Regions from separate parts of the Homo sapiens genome. Here region 2 is linked to region 1. Evidence: read pairs that join two places in POLR2A ChIA-PET (ENCODE). Cell type or tissue: PC-3. All regions are shown on one strand. Links, peaks and the distances in the headings refer to the core of each region. The heading gives the core; the rest is flanking DNA.

What was found. ChIA-PET counts read pairs that join two places held together with the same protein. Peaks named below come from ENCODE experiments on the same cell type or tissue, not always from the same donor. Only the 100,000 strongest peaks of a DNase experiment are listed, where the experiment ranks them.
Region 2: POLR2A ChIA-PET joins it to region 1 with 18 read pairs; 2 of 35 experiments call an interaction of 5 or more read pairs at or near these places.

What each region holds. Positions count from the first base shown.
Region 1 is chr12:46,801,223-46,809,565 of GRCh38, forward strand. It overlaps SLC38A4 (solute carrier family 38 member 4), which reads right to left. Exons shown (of 17, transcript NM_018018.5): 2 at 2,381-2,572. Among named protein-coding and RNA genes, the nearest start is that of SLC38A4, 21 kb to the right of the region's middle. In PC-3, for the core only: no CTCF peak of the experiment used is centred there; no DNase peak of the experiment used is centred there.
Region 2 is chr12:46,905,235-46,913,577 of GRCh38, forward strand. No RefSeq gene overlaps it. Among named protein-coding and RNA genes, the nearest start is that of SLC38A4, 83 kb to the left of the region's middle. In PC-3, for the core only: no CTCF peak of the experiment used is centred there; DNase peaks (open chromatin) are centred at 3,187 and 3,497; H3K27ac peaks cover 1,215 bases.

The DNA of each region.
Region 1 (8,343 bases), core at 42-8,041:
CTGAGTAGCTAATTCTTTATATCCAAATTCTAATTATTAAACATTGTAATGTCTTGTTCTTTGGATGGGTACCTAAGAAGTTCAGGGTGTAAGGGTGTCAAAACAGTAAATTTCTTAAATTTTACCTGTATGGTTCAACTTTAAAGAAAGACATCAAGTCTGGAAAGCAAAACAGTCCTTGAGTCGAGAAGCAAAAGTTCTGACCTTCCCTAGTTACTGTAAACATTTATTTTACCTGATAAGTGAAAGTGAAAAAGGGAGCTAATATAGCCAGAGCAGATTTCCCAGCATTGCTATCTGTCTCATCTTTCATGCCTACCCAGTATTGACAAATTCACTTTGAAATTTAGGTTTAGGTAGCAGAAAGCCTCACCTATCATTTACCCTTTGGTTGAGCAAGGGTCATGCAACTTCTAAAAGCCAAATCATCTTGTATCCAAGGAACTTATTTAAATCTACATCCACCCTGTACCATAGATAAATGAATGTAGCTTTTACACTACAATCAGTCTAATATTACCTTTATATTAAATTATCTTAATTTCCCCAACAATGCCATTCTTGTCATATTTTGTCAGTGAGAGCGCTTGTTGGTCTATAGCATGAGTTCTCACAGAAATTAGCTTCCATAAAAGTATTCAGTCTGAGGTAGCTCTTAAAGAAGAAACCAACAATAACAGCAGAACTGTACTTGACTATTTCCTATTGCTAGTGCTAATATTTTGGCATTTCCTTTTTTCCTCTACTCAGATATAGCTTACAGATAATATCTAGGAAGAACTAGAAAAGTTAAGATAAATAACCAAATACTAAGGTCTTTTCCCATTTCTGAAAAGATTACATGCTTGCTAATATAAGAATTAAAGCAGCCATTTGATGAGGTATAAAGGACTGGTCATAAGATTTGAATATGCGATTTTGTTTACAGACTTTCTAGCTCTGCTCTTAGAAGAAAACATAGTCATCTTAAACATAAATTGCCACATAAATTTTAGTTCATATTTTCCCAAAGAGTAGTTTCCAGAATGCACAGGGATATGTAGCATACATGATATTAACATAGTGAACTCTTTCTGCTCCACATTTTAATGCATGATACTTAATCTGTCATGAGTTCTGGATGCAGTAAGTTCCATTCATTATAATAGATACTGGACCATTCCCAGAGGTACTTTTTTCTTCTTCTTAGAATAATTATTTTCACTTTCTTTAAACTAACTCACATAACTAAAAAACAGCTTCAATAACCTTAAAGCACACTGTATAACATGTTTAAAGAAAACTCAAAAGTTGAGTCATTAAAGCTACATTTTTCAGATCTTAAATGTTGCTTATATACTTCTTAGGAGTACAAATGTAAATACTTTCAAGAAAATCCCAGAATGCTATCTAAATATAAATCGAAACTGGAGGATCTTGAACTATAAACTAAATGGCAATCTTTTATTAAAAACACACCCAAATTTCTTTACTTTGTCAAAACTAAAACTTTTTAGCCCAGTGTTCATGAATGTGATATATATCATCAATTCAAATATTCTTCCACTGAGTTACAAAACACTCTTAGTTTTACTATACCCTGGGCATTTAACTAAAACCATCCACATATGCTCTGTAAGATACTCAAAGTACAGGGATACTTAAATCCACTGGGAATTCTCCTCTGTCTGATTAATAAATTTGAGGAGAACACCTCTACTTTTAGATAATTGACTCTACTCCTTCAAAATCTAAAGCTATGCTTATATTCCATTCAATTCCCTAGTTTCTTTTAGTAACTTTGTTCTAAAAATACTCCTTAACTAAAATGGTCAAATTAAGAAGAAAAGGTAAGACACAACATTTTTTCTTTTTCATTTGATAATGGTACAGCCCAAACTCTTAGCCATTCACATCTGCTGCACTGAAGTGATGTTCCTTCTTTGATTAGTCAAAAATTTTGTGGGGTTTTATTTGTTTTCAAGATAAACAAAAATCTTTAATAGTGTAATATTGAGAATGTATTTCTGAACTTTCATATTTTTTCCTAAGACAGATTATGTCAATTCTTCATTATAGTCCATGATCAACCTGGAGATATAAATAACTAAACACATTTTACCGGCTGTATTTGCAATGTTTCCCTTTCTTATTATTCACTGTCCTAATTTTATGTTAAACCTAAAATTATCTGTAAAAGAAAACTGCAATCAGGACCTGGGTAAATAATTTCAATGTTTGACATTATACTGAATTGATCATTTCTAAAATGAGGAAAAAAAGTTATCCAAGTAGTATTTTCAAACATTTTAATTTTTAATTAATAAACAAACAACACAATAAAAATAAGAAAGTAAGCATTATTTTAACACTGCAAATATTCATGTAAAAACAGCTGTACCTTAATTATTTATCCAGTCCTGTGCAGGCTTTCCTGACTTGTTTGGAATGGCAGACCCGTGTAACAGCTTTGATTTATATGAAACTTTAGAGATCTAGACATTGATTTAAAGACCAGTGGGAGTGAACGAGACAAGCCAATCAACACCACCACCTCACCCCAACACCTCCTTCTGTCCAACTTGCGTCAGCTCTTGAAAAAAAAAAAAAGAGAAGCTAAGTCAGTTTACTGTTGTACATTTGGATTAAACATCAGTTACACCAATTTCTATTTGCTTTTAGAATTTTGGCTTTCATACAATAAAATAATCACTGAAAGTTTTAGCTTGGTTGGTGTCATTCTCTATTAAGATTTTACTAGGTTGGTTGACTGATGAATCCAGAAATATTCCGTTTTCAAAAGACTTATGAATTGAAGTCAAAGCAAAACAATACAGTAACAATAGTTATGAGGTCAGATTGTTTAATGAAACATAATCGAAATCTCCAGAAAATATTGATTACATAGTGAAAGAGTTATTTTCTTTTAAGTTGTTGATCTTTTCAGAGAAAATTTTACAGAATGACAAATACTTCCAAACGGTACAGTTACTCAAGATGCCATGAAGTTGGAAATCACAGGCCAATATCAGCCACCACTCCTACACCAACGGCAGTGTGCTGAGTAGGCAAAAGGCTGTTTGGCATTTTAAAAGAATTTTTAAGTAGGTATTTTCTGCATTAAAAAAAAAATCTACTTGGCTCTCAACATGTCAGAGGTAGGGTTTTTAACTCTGCCATATTTTATATGTTGGCAAATCATTTATTTATTCTGCTATTAAAATGTATCAACTAGAAACTATTCTGAAAGTGAGGAAAGAAAAACAAATCACAAACGAATCAAGAATTGAGGGTTCTTTGCCTTTTAAGTATTTATGACATGAATGAACAATCTAATAACCAATCAGAAGCAATGCTAGATTACAACAGATGTGTCAATTCCTATTTCTATAAAAGAAAACTAAACATTGCTCCTCGAGTAAGATATTCTTAAGTCGATGCAAGACATTAAACATTAAACAAAATGTGTAGTTAACAATTTTTTTTCCTTTCCAAATGTGCCCGTTTGGTCTATTAACTGTATAGTATTGCAAACTTACTTTTACTTGTCTCTTAGCTCATTGTCTATTTTTTAGAGTTACCCCATAGTTTTGTCTTTTATCAGACGAGAAGTATTGTGGTCTAGGGGAACAATGATAATAACAAATGTACTAATTTTAACGGTAGGGAAATCTCAAAAAAATTCCTTTTAAAATTTCTATTTCCATCATTTAATAGTGATGTTTCCAATTTAAGATTTCTTTCTGTTTGCAAAGTTACCAGATAAATAAAAGATTAACCATGCAAAAATTGCAATAATTGTTAGAAAATCAAATCTATTCTTGTAAAATTTCATTTAATAGTGGGTCAATCAAACAAGAATGAATGCACTCCAATATGTTAATTTGATATTAAATTATAATATCATTTAAAATCGGGTGGAGATAAATGTATAGATCGTTAAAGTTTTACTCTTCCTAAAATTGTAAGCTTTGGCTTTGTTGTAATTCTGATCTTCAAGTATAGTAAATAATTATAGTAAATTAGCATTGGATAAAAATTAAAAGCACACACAAGAGACTTCTATTGAAGAGTTTAATCATGTTTCTTTTAAACCTACTCTACATAGCAAAATTCTTATTACAAAACTTTTCTAACACTGACTTAAAAATCAGATATATACACATGAAAACTAATTTGGCAAAAGTTAATAAATTAAAACAATTAAGTATCTGGTTCATCATTTGACTATTTTTTTCCCTAGATCATTTGACATTTTCAGATGTGGCCAAAATTAGTGAAGAAATATATGGTCTGCTCTCAACAAAACTCACGATAACTTTTCTTTCATAAGCAAAACACAGACTTAATCATTATAATTATAATTTAATGTTCTGAATATTTATTAAAATCATACCACAATGTAATCTCATGCGCATTTGCTAATAGACTTGTGCTGTTTTGAATTTTAATGCATGGCACATGCAACATTCAGTTAGGCTCATGCTTGTTTCATGTACCATAGTAGAAAGAGCTAATCATCAGAATATGGGCAGACCTTAAAAATGAATAAAATGAAAAATACGTAAGTAGTGAATAATGAAGCAAGTCTGGGAATGAGATGACAAACACTTTAACTTGACCTTCACATAAGAAATTAAAATATGTGCCACCATGAATAGATATATGAGATTTGGTCTGTGTGTCTATAGGGGTAGGGGCTGGGGGTAAGATACATCCACATAAAGGGAGACTTGGCTTCCCAGACTAGAACCTACTTAGTGTCAGCAGAACTGCACAGCATGCTCCAGGACTCCAGGAAATAAGGAGTCCCTAGGGACTGAGGACATTCAAGATTTCAGAGAGCCCACAGACCTTGAGCCGGCTATTAAAAGTCCATGTGAGATTCTAGTAGGTGGAGAGGAAAAGGAAAGACATCCTAGATGAAAAATACCCTTGTAATTCTGATCTTCAAGTATACTAAATAGTTACAGTAAATTAGCATGTTGGATTAAAATTAAAAGCTAAAAATTAAAATGCCAGAAGTATATTCTGGCAACAGTGAGAATCATTCTGGCTCCAGTAGAGACCTTCTGGAGCAGAATAGGAGAACAGAATGGAATAGTACAGACTGCAAAAGGTGTTAAGTCTAGGGAACTCAGATTTTTAGTGATGAAGATCTTTTGAAAACTTCTGAAGAAAGTAAGAAAATCAGCATAGTAAAAATGTAGGAGAGATGATGGTGTGGAGGTGGTGGTGGAGGTGGAGGTGGGTACAAGGAGGCCAGTAGGAAGGTTGACTGATAGTTTGGGTTTGGTGATGTTTGCCTATCTGAGAATAATGGCAGAAGGAAAGGTAGATGGACAAAATTTAAATTGGAACCAATGGTAATTTGACTCTTTCTCTTGTATTCCTATTTCTTTTTATCACTTTCACTAGCTCACAATGCTATGAATTTTAAGTGATCATTTTATGAAAAACAAGAACTAGCAATAAAATCTTCATTTTCCTTACATAGAGAAAGAGAACGTATGGTGATAATTCATCCATTTCAACACCCGTTTCATCAATCTATGACTATCACCTTCAAATAGTGTAGAGAAGGTCTTAGAATGTACATCCCAATGTAATGTTATCTATTGAAAATACAAGAATGTTGGCTCAAAATACAGTGATTCAGATTATACCTGTACATTGAGTAAGAAATTTTCTTATACATATTTAAAATCATTGATTATATGGTTTAAAATTTCTACCTCCAACAATGACCTTAAAGAGAAAGTTCCAGCGGGATCAAGTTAAAATTAGTCAACAATTAAAAAAAAAAATCTTAGACCATCATGGTATTTTGCAACGACAGTGGGAGAGATAAACTGTTGTTCTCGTCATGACTATACCTAAATTTCTAATTTTAGTCATAGGACGAAATAATATTTGAAAATAAAATTTGGTTGTAGCCAAATTGGAAGAAGACATTTAGAAACAGTAATGACTAAGAAACAAATTATGTATTTTTTAATACTTTTGTAATGCCTTTGTTTCTGTAGTCATTGCTTTTCTTTGCTCTCACTTCAATTTCCCTTTAGGTCATCTCCCTTTTTTCTTGCTTCCATTTCTTTTTAACTTTTCTATACAACATTGTATTTATGATGCCTTATTCTCCAAGAAGTTACCTTTTACCGTAGATTCATAAACTCAAGATCTAATTGATTTTTTTAATCACATCATAGGTAAATGTCTATCTGACCTCCCAGGTCTTTCCTAAAAAGTGGAAAATACTAGCAGGACTGCAGAAAGAAACAATATTTTGATTACTTCTCTTTAATATGGATTTGCTGTCTGCCTTTTCGTTTTCAGACTTACAGTGTTAAAGAGAATTTGTGATCTTTTTTGATGTCATTGTTTTGGCACTTCAAATTCTTCATTTTATTTCTCTTTTAATATAGATACTTGCAAAAAAAGAAAAATAGAGAAAATCCATAGAAAAATGTTACAGAAATCTTCCTAAATTATTCAAATAGCAGAATTCTCTGCCATGATAAAGGGGAGTCAAGCACTTCTATACCTGAGCTGTCATATTATTTGTATCACTTGTAAAGTAATGAAAACTTAGGTACACTATAGGCATCTCTTTACATGGTTCTGTAATTATTAACCTCAACTTACAAAATAAAAAATTGGAAAGAAAAGAAGAGATAATTAAATGTTACCCCCCCCCCCAAAGCCACATATAAAATTAATTGCAAACAAAGAAGTAAAGATCAATAATTTTCTAATTTGCTTTGGCAAAGCCTCTCAGATTTCCGTGGAAGCTTGAGCCACTTCTATTTTTTTAAGACACCAAATATACATATATATCTTTGCATTGTTTTAATCCAAAATGGGATTACTAAAATGTAGTGCATTTTAAACATTTCTATTTAACAAAACAACATCTTAACACACATACAATACAAATGACTACATGATTAGGATCATTTGATGATACCTTCAAAAAATCTAAATTTGAGACCCTCCCAAATATGAAGCCCCAAAGAGCTTTCAGCCCAGGCCCCTGGGAGAGGCTCTGATTTTCCATTCTAAGAAACCCCACCAAGTGAAATGCAATGACCCACAAGTTTTGAGGAAATTGCTTAGCTGATCGCACGCCCCTCTCTTCAACCCAACCTAAACCACCTTTTCAGTTATATAATGGAGCATTCTGGAAATGTTTGAATAGTCAACTACTATGTTGCAAAATTAGCAAACAAGTTTGGTTCAGGTTGACAAATTTATTGACTTTGCCACAGACCTAAATAGAAAATTGCTTTTAGCCTCAGCTGACAAAACAAGAAAATTAAATTAAAAAAAAAATCTGGTTAGACAACAGCCCATGATGTCTATATTTTGCCTCTGCCTTTCACCTTTGAAAAAGATCCTTCTGGTCCACTTCATTTATTGATCCCACACTGAAATGATGCAATGAAAAGTATCACAAGTTCATTTCAGGCTTCCACCTAAGCAGAAATGTAATGTAACAAGGTCTATAGGACTTATGGGTGATTACAACTTAAATAATGTACTGAAATTCTAAATGTTAAATTAGAACTTTTAGAAGCTTGCTTTAAAGAATAATTTCTAGCCTTTAAAATGCCTGCTTCAGAAAACAGCACTGCTAAGAGATGTATAATTATAATAAGTATAACAATACTTCCTGAAAACTGACTCACCTTGTTAACGTAAGTTCTTCATACAGAATACATATTATGGCAGTGCTGGGCTGGGTTGACTCTCTAGTTCATAGCAATTGATAGTTTAAAAAATTACATTCTTCTTAGATCACAGCATATTAATTTCCATGACTCTCTTTCATACTCCTGCCTGTCCCTACCAGAACAATTTTGATGCATTTTGATTTTGTAATTTCATTAGTGATTGGACTTTGTAAACCTGTTATCATCTTGCTTAAATTTGGACTTTCGGTAGTTTAAGCTGTGACCCAATATGCTGTGTGGATAGACTTTAAAAGCAAGGGGGCCCTCCTAAATGGTGATAATGCTAACATATGCTTCAAAGAATCAGGATCCCTACTAACTAAAGATATGTTCAGGCTGGCCTTTTTACTATCCTATCCAGAATGTTAGAAATAAGAAATGCATGTTCACTAGAAAATGTCTTTCAAAGGAATCTGAGCAGAGAGAGAGAAATAATAGTGTCATCGACATTTCCTCATTCACTTTTTAATGAACTCGGGAGGATTTCCGAGTCAGGTCTCCTCAGTAGAGAAGAGGGCAGGCTTCTGCCTGAAAAGCTTATTTCTGCTGCTGGACTCCAAGCAACTCCCAGGTGGGGCCATGGTGTAGTCAGAGCCCTTCACAGGGACACTTGTTGCCTAATGCACCCATT
Region 2 (8,343 bases), core at 132-8,131, 100 kb after region 1:
CACTAAGTATGGAGGCTGTGAAGTCCCTGAGCTCTGGAAGCCCAGACTATTTATTGGTGATCAAACAAAGAAACAGGGTGTGAGAATGTGGGGGTCGAAAGGGCAAGCACATGATCTACAGCTGTGACGGTTTAGCATTTCCTTTGCGGCACATGGAACATGTTCTTCTGCTTGAGATAATGGAAAGCAGGTTCTTTTAACTCAAGATACAGTCGATCCTGGGAGAGCAAGGAGCAAGGAGCCAGCAAGTCTAGACACATTCCAGAGCCATGAGCCCTGGATTCTATTCAAGCCATGAGGGGTTTTATGCCCTGGGCTTAGATTATGGTGTGTCAGGGTAGCCTTCCACACTTTAGCACAGAGCTTGGTGTTCCAAAGGCCACAAGGGGTTTTAGGCTCTGTACCCCAGACATGTTCCAAGACTCTTTTACATTATGTCAGACATGCAAGCCCTGCCTCAGCTTCTCCCAACACTCAGCTTTTCCCAACAGAGAGATGAGGATGGAACCCCAGAGAATATTAATATTAAGGGATTTTCAAAGAACTAGTGAATGAGGCTGAGATGGAGTAGCAGAGGCAGGAAGAAGCAGAGAGGACAACTAGCAGAGTGTGGGTCACAAAGCGGACAAGCCTGACATCACTTTTATGTCTCTTCCAACCCTGAATTATGAGAAGTTATAAAAAGAAATAAATCCTAAAAAAATTGAAAGTGGCAACTGAACTATAAATTAAAGATTAAAAAAACCATTTCCACTGATTTAAGTATTGATGGGGATGGATTGGGAAGTAAGATGGCTGCCAAGATTCCTGCTCAGTGGTGCACTTACCCTTTATAATCACCTCCCCTTGAGTGTGGTGGGACATATGAAGAAGATGGGTCTTACTTCCACATTGCCATTAAATTGCTTTTGATAAAATATTTTTGGGGATAATAGTTGTCTATTTTTTAATTTTTATGGATACACAATAAATAGTTGTAGTATTTATGGGATACATGTAATATTTTGATACAAGTATAAAATGTGTAGGGGTCAAATAGGGGTAATTGGGATATCTATCAGTTTAAACACTTCATTTCTTAGTGTTAGAAACATTCTAATTCCATGCTTCTTGTTATTTTGAAATATCCAATAAATTATTTTGAACTGCATTGCCCTATTCTGCTACCAAATACAAGATCTTATTCCTTCTGTCTGTATTTTTGTACCCACTAACCAACCCCTCCCCTCCTATACGCAACTACTTTTCCCAGTCTCTGGTAACCATCATTCTTCTCTCTGCATCCATGAGATCAACCATTTTAGCTACCATGTATGAGTGAGAACATGCAATATTTGTCTTTCTGTGCCTGACAACAATTAAGTCTATTGTCAATGAATGTTACATCTGATTTATACAAATGGGTAAACAATTTTTATAGAGAAAAAATCTTGAGATATAGTATACAATTATCCTGACTTCTAATATACCAAGAATAACAAGTGAAAAGATTCAGTAAGTCTGGAGTAGGGTGTAGAGAGCTGTACTGCTATAACACTTTATAAGTAAGTCTTATGTGCATCCCCAATTGAGAGCTACTAGACTAGAAATACTACATTAAAATTAAAAGAATAAGGTTTCATCCAAGTACAATTTTAAATAATTACTAATATTATTACTGATTATGCAGTGGTTGCCTGAAATCATCAGCTCATTAGACAGGTAAAGCACTACCAGGATTCGTAAGTATAGGAAAACCTGACACAATTATTTCTTAGAGTTTTTATCAGTGTTATTCCTTAGGGTTAAAATATATTGTGGACAGTGAAAATATTGACAAATACCAGGGCTTCACCATAAAACATACAATTTCTGATAAATTAATATTAATAAAATTTTACCTATACAATGTTAGCACAGGGATGGCTAAATGTCTCTCTTGATTTGACAAATCTTCCCATGCAACTCATCAAACAAATCTAGTTAATTTCCAGCATCTCTCTTTTTATAAACTAAAAGAAACAATATCTGTAATTTTCCAGGGGCTATCTGGGAAATCTCAAAGATAGTTTTAGGTATAAAAGATGGCCTGAACGTTTTGTGGGCTTTTTTTTTTCTATATTTAGGACCCCTTTTTTAGAAAGTTAAAAATTTTTTTAATGCCAGAGGAAATTTGGACAGTTGGTTAAGATAGAATCATAGGTGTCTTAGAAACAATACTTGGTTGTCTATTTGATCACAGCAACAATAAGATGTATATAAAAAATAAACATGGATGGTAACAAAATTGAGAACCTTAGCTCTTTCAAAAGTTAGACTGAGGGCACAGCAGGATGGCCAGTAGAAGTCTCCACAGATCATCCTCGCAGCAGAAACACCACCTTTGACAACTATCTACACACAAAAAAAGCACCTTCATAAGAAGAAAAAATCAAGTGAGCAATCACAGTACCTGGTTTTAAACTTCCTATCACTGAAAGAGGCACTAAATAGGGTAGGAAAGACAGTCTTAAATTGCCTAAATTACCCCTCCCCTCTCCCCCTGCAGCAGTCTTACAGCACAGAGAGAGAATCTGTGCACTTGGGGAAGGGAGAGTGCAGTGACTGTGGGACTTTGCATTGGAAATCAGTGATGCCAACACCAGGCAGGACTCAGCCAATGCCCACGGAGGGAGCATTTAGACCAGCCATAACCAGAGGGGAATCATCCATCCCAGGGGTTCGAACTTGAGTTTTGACAGGCCTCCCCACCATGGGCTACAGCGCTCTGGGGTTCTAAATAAAGTTCTAAATAAAGTTGAAAGGCTGTCTAGGCCACCAGTCCTAGTGCTGTGCTAGGTTCAGAGCCAGTGGAGTTGGAGGGCACTCAACCTAGTGAGACACAAGCCAGGGTGGCTAAGGGAGCACCTGCATCATTGCTCCCCCAACCCCAGGCAGCACAACTTGCAGCTCTTAAAGAAACCCCTTCTTTCTGCTTGAGGAGAAGAGAAGGAAAAGAAAAGAGGACTTTGTTTTGCAACTTTGATACCAGCTCAGTCAAGGCAGGAAAAGACACCAGTCAGAGTCGTGAGAGCCCCACTAGAGGACCAAGCTCCCAGATGACATTTCTCGGCATATCCTGGGCTGGGAGGGAACCCACTATCTTGAAAAGAAGAAACCAGTCCTGGCAGTATTCATTACCTGCTGACTAAACAGCCCTTCAGCTCTGAATAATCAGTGGTGATAACCAGGTAGTACATGCTGTGGACCTTGGGTGAGACTCTGAGACATGCTGGTTTCAGGTGTGACCTAGCATATTCACAGCTCTAGTGACTACAGGGAGAGACTCCTTCTGCTTGAGAAAAGTATGAACTCAGCCACAGTGGGGAAAAGTACCAAGTGGGCTCTTGGGATCCCCAATTCCAGGCCTTGGCTCTTTTATGGCATTTCTGGACATACCCTGCACCAGAGGAGGGCCCACTTCCCTGAAGGATGAGTCACAGGCCTGGCAGCATTCACCACAATATGACAGAATAGCCCTTGGGCCTTAAGTGAACATTGGCAGTACCCTGGAAGTACTCCCTGTGGGCCTGAGGTGGTGGTGCACACAGGGAAACATTCCTCTGCCTGGGGTAAGGGTAGGGCAGAGTGGAAAGGACTTTGTCTTGTAGTTTCAGTGCCAGTTTAACTGCAGTAATAATAGAGCACCAGGTAGATTTCTAAAGTTTCCAGCTCCAGGCTGGCTCCAAGATGGCATCTCTGAATCCACCCAAGACTCGAGGGAACTTACTGTCACCCCAAAGAGAAGAACACAATTCTGGCTGCTCCACCACCTGCTGAGTGTAGCACACTAGAGCCTTAAATGAACATAGGTGGTAGCAAAGTAGTGGTTTCACAGTGCCTTGGGTGAGACCCAGTGCTGTATTGGCTTCGGGTCTGACTCAGCACAGTCCCACTGGTAGTGGCTACAGCGGTGCTTGTGTCACACATCCCCCAGCTCCATGCAGCCCAGCACAGAAAGACTTTATTTGTGTGAGAGAGGTAAGGAAAGAGAACAAGAGTCTCTGCCTTATAATTTAGAGAATTCTTCTAGATCTTACCCAAGACCACAAAGCTGGTACCTCTATGAGTCTGCAAGAACCACAGCATTACTGGGCTTGGGGTGACCCCTAAAGCAGATAAGGCTGCAGTAGCCAATAGCTTAGATCACAACACCCAAATCCCTTCGAATACCTGAAAAGCTTTCCCAAGAGGTACAAGTACAAACAAGCCCAGACTGAGAAGACTGCAATAAATACCTAACTCTTTAATGCCCAGACACTGACGAACGTTCAAAAGCATCAAGAACATACAGGAAAACATGACCTCACCAAATGAATTAAATAAGCCACCAGGGGCCAGTCCTGAAGAAACAGATATGTGACCTTTTAGATAGAATTTAAAATATCTGTTTTGAGGAAACTCAAAGAAATTCAAGATAACATGGAGAAGGAATTCAGAATCCTGTAAGATAAATTCAATAAAGATATTAAATTATTTAAAATAATCAAGCAGGAATTCTGGAGTTAAAAATGCAATTGACATACTGAAGAATGCATCAGAGTCTCTAGAAGAATTGATCAGGCAGAAGAAAGAGTTAGTGAGCTTGAAGATAGGCTATTCAAAAATACACAGAGGAAACAAAATAAAAAAGAATAAAGAATGCAGCACAACTACAAGATCTGGAAAGTAGCCTCAAAAGTGGAAATCTAAGAGTTATTGGCCTTAAATAGAAAATAAAGAGAGAGATAGAGGTAGAAAGTTTATTCAAATAACAGAGAACTTCCCCAAACTAGAGAAAGATATCAATATCCAAATATGAGAAGGTTATAGAATGCCAAGCAGATTTAACCTCAAGAAGACTATCTCAAGGCATTTAATAATCAAACTCCCAAAGATCAAGGATAAAGAAAAGATCCTAAAAGCAGGAAGAGAAAAGAAACAAATAACATACAATGGAGCTCCAAAACACCTGGCAGCAGACTTTTCAGTGGAAACCTTTCAGGTCAGGAGAGAGTGGCATGACATACTTAAAGTGCTGAAGGAAAAACACTTTTATCCTAGAATAGTATATCCAGTGAAAGTAGCCTTTAAACATGAGGAGACATAAAGACCTCCGGACAAACAAAAGCTGAGGAATTTCATCAACACAAGAACTGTACTATAAAAAATGCTGAAGAGATTTATTTAATTTGAATGAAAAAGATGTTAACAAGCAACAAGAAATCATCTAAAGGTGCAAAACTCACTAGTAATAGTATACAGGAAAACATAAAATATTATAACACTGTAATTGTGGTATGTATACTACTCATATCTTAAGTAGAAAGGTGAAAAAAATGAACTCATTAAAATAATAACTACAACAACTTCAAGAAATAGAAATATAAATAGAATAAGATATAAATAGAAACAACAAAAACATAAAAAGCAGAAAGGTGAAATTAAAGTGTTGAATTGTATTAGTTTTCTTTTTGCTTATTTGTTACTTTGTTTATGCAATCAGTGTGAAGTTGTCATCAGTTTAAAATAATGAGTTATAGATATTATTTCCAAGTCTCATGGTAACCTCAAATCTAAAAACATACAACAGATACATGAAAAATAAAAAGCAAGAAATTAAAACATACCACGAGAGAAAATCACCTTCACTAAAAGGAAGGCAAGAAGGAAGGAAAGAGGAAAGAGAAGACCATAAGACAACCAGAAAACAAATAACAAAATGGCCAGGAGTAAGTCCTTACTTATCAATAATAACATTAAATGTAAATGGACTAAACTCTCCAATCAAATGATATGGAGTGGCTAAACAAATTTAGAAAACAAGACCCAGTGATCAGTTACCAGCAACAAACACATGTCACCTGTAAAGACACACAGAAATTGAAAATAAAGGGATGGAAAAAGATGTTCCATGCCAGAGGAAACCAAAAAAGAGCAGGAATAGCTATACTTCTATTAGAGAAATAGAGTTTAAGACAAAATCTCTAAAAAGAGACAAAGAAGATCATTACATAATGATAAAGGGATTAATTCAGCAAGAGGATATAACAATTATAAACATATATGTACCCAACACAGGAGCACTCAGATATATAAAACAAATGTTATTAGAGCTAAAGAGAGAGAGAGAGACCCCAATAAATTAATAACTGAAGACTTCAACACCCTACTTTCAGCATTGAGCAAATCATTCAGACAGAAAATGAACAAAGAAACATCAGGTTTAATCTGCATTATAGACCAAATGAACCTAATAGATATTATAGAATATTTCATCCAACAGCTGCAGAATACACATTCTTCTCCTCAACACATGGATCATTCTCAAGGACAGACCATATGGGAGGCCAGAAAACAAGTATTTAAACATTCTTTAAAAATTGAAATAGTATCAAATATTTTCTCTGATCCTAATGGAATAAAAGTAGAAATTAGTAAGAAGAATTTTGGAAAATAAACAATATGCTCCTGAGTGACCAGTGAGTCACTGAAGAGATTAAGAAGGAAATTGAAAATTTTCTTGAAACAAATGATAATGGAAACACAAAGTACAAAAACCTATTGGATAGGATATAGTGAAAGCAATGCTAAGAGGCGAGTGTATAGCTATAAGTACCAACATCAAAAAAAAAAAAAAAAAGAAAAACTTCAAATAAACAACTTAATGATGCTTCTTAAAGAAACAGAAAAGCAAGAGTAAACCAAACCCAAAGTTAGTAGAGGAAAAGAAATAATAAAGGTCAAAGCAAAAATAACATGAAATTAAAACAAAGAAAACAATACAAAAGATCAGTGGAGTGAAAAGATGGTTTTTTGAAAAAGTAAATAAATTTGACAAACCTCTAGCCAGACTAAAAAAAAAGTAGAGAAGACCAAAATTAAAAATAAAAAAACAGACATAAAAAGGGAGACATTACCATTAGATACCACAGAAATTTGAAAGATCATTAGAGGCTACTATGAGCAGCTATATACCAATAAATTGGAAAACCTAGAAGAAATGGATAAACTCTTAGGCACATACAACCTACCAAGATTGAACCATGAAGAAATCCAAAGCCTGAACAAACCAATAACAAGTAACAAAATCAAAGCCATAATAAAGTTTCCCAGCAAAGAAAAAGTCCAGGCCTGATGGCTTCACTGCTGAATATTAACAAACATTTAAGTAAGAAGTAATATCAATCCTACTCAAACTACTCTGAAAAATAGAAGTGGAGGGAATACTTCCAAACTCATCCTATGAGGCCAGTATTAACTGCATACAAAAACCAGACAAAAATACATGAAACAAAGAACACTACAGGCCAATATCTCTGGTAAACATTGATGCAAAATTCCTCAACAAAATACTAACAAACCAAATTCAACAACACACTAAAGATCATTCATCATGGCCAACTGAGATTTATGCCAGAGATGTGTGGATGGTTCAATGTATGCTAGTTAATCAATGTGATACATCATAACAACAGAATGAAAAGCAGAAAGAATATGATCATTTCAACTGATGCTGAAACAGCATTTGATAACATTCAACATCACTTCATGATAAAAACTCTCAAAAAACTGGGGATAGAAGGAACATACCTCAACATAATAAAAGCCATATATGACAGATCCACAGCTAGTATCATAATGAGGAAAAACTAAAAGCCTTTCCTCTAAGATCTGCAACACTACAAGGATGCCTACTTGTCATCACTGTTATTCAATACAGTGCTGAAAGTCCTAGCCAGAGCCATTGGACAAGAGAAAGAAATAAAAGGCATCCAAATTGGAAAGAAAGAAGTCAAATTTCCTTTGTTTGCAGATAATATAATCTTATATTTGGAAAAACCTAAAGACTCCACCAAAAAACTATTAGAACTGATAAATTCAGTAAAGTTGCAGGATACAAAATTAAAATACAAAAATCAGTCGCATTTTTATACGCCAACAGCAAACAATCTGAAAAAGAAATCAAGAAAGTAAACCCTTCTAAAATAGCTACAAATAAAATTAAATACCCAAGAAGTAACTTAACCCAAGAAGTGAAAGATCTTTACAGTGAAAACTAAAATATTGGTTAAAGAAATTGAAGAAGACATAAAAAATTGAAAGATATTCCATGTTCATGAATTGGAAAAATCAATATTGTTAAAATGTCTATTCTACTCAAAGCAATCAATGAATTCAATGCAATCCCTATCAAAATACCAATGACATTCTTCACAGAAACAGAAAAAAATCCTAAAATTTATATGAAATAATGAAAGACCCAGAATAGCCAAAGTTATGAGCAAAAAGAACAAGAGTCTTTGTTTTGGAGGAATCATTACCTGACTTCAAGTTATACTAAAG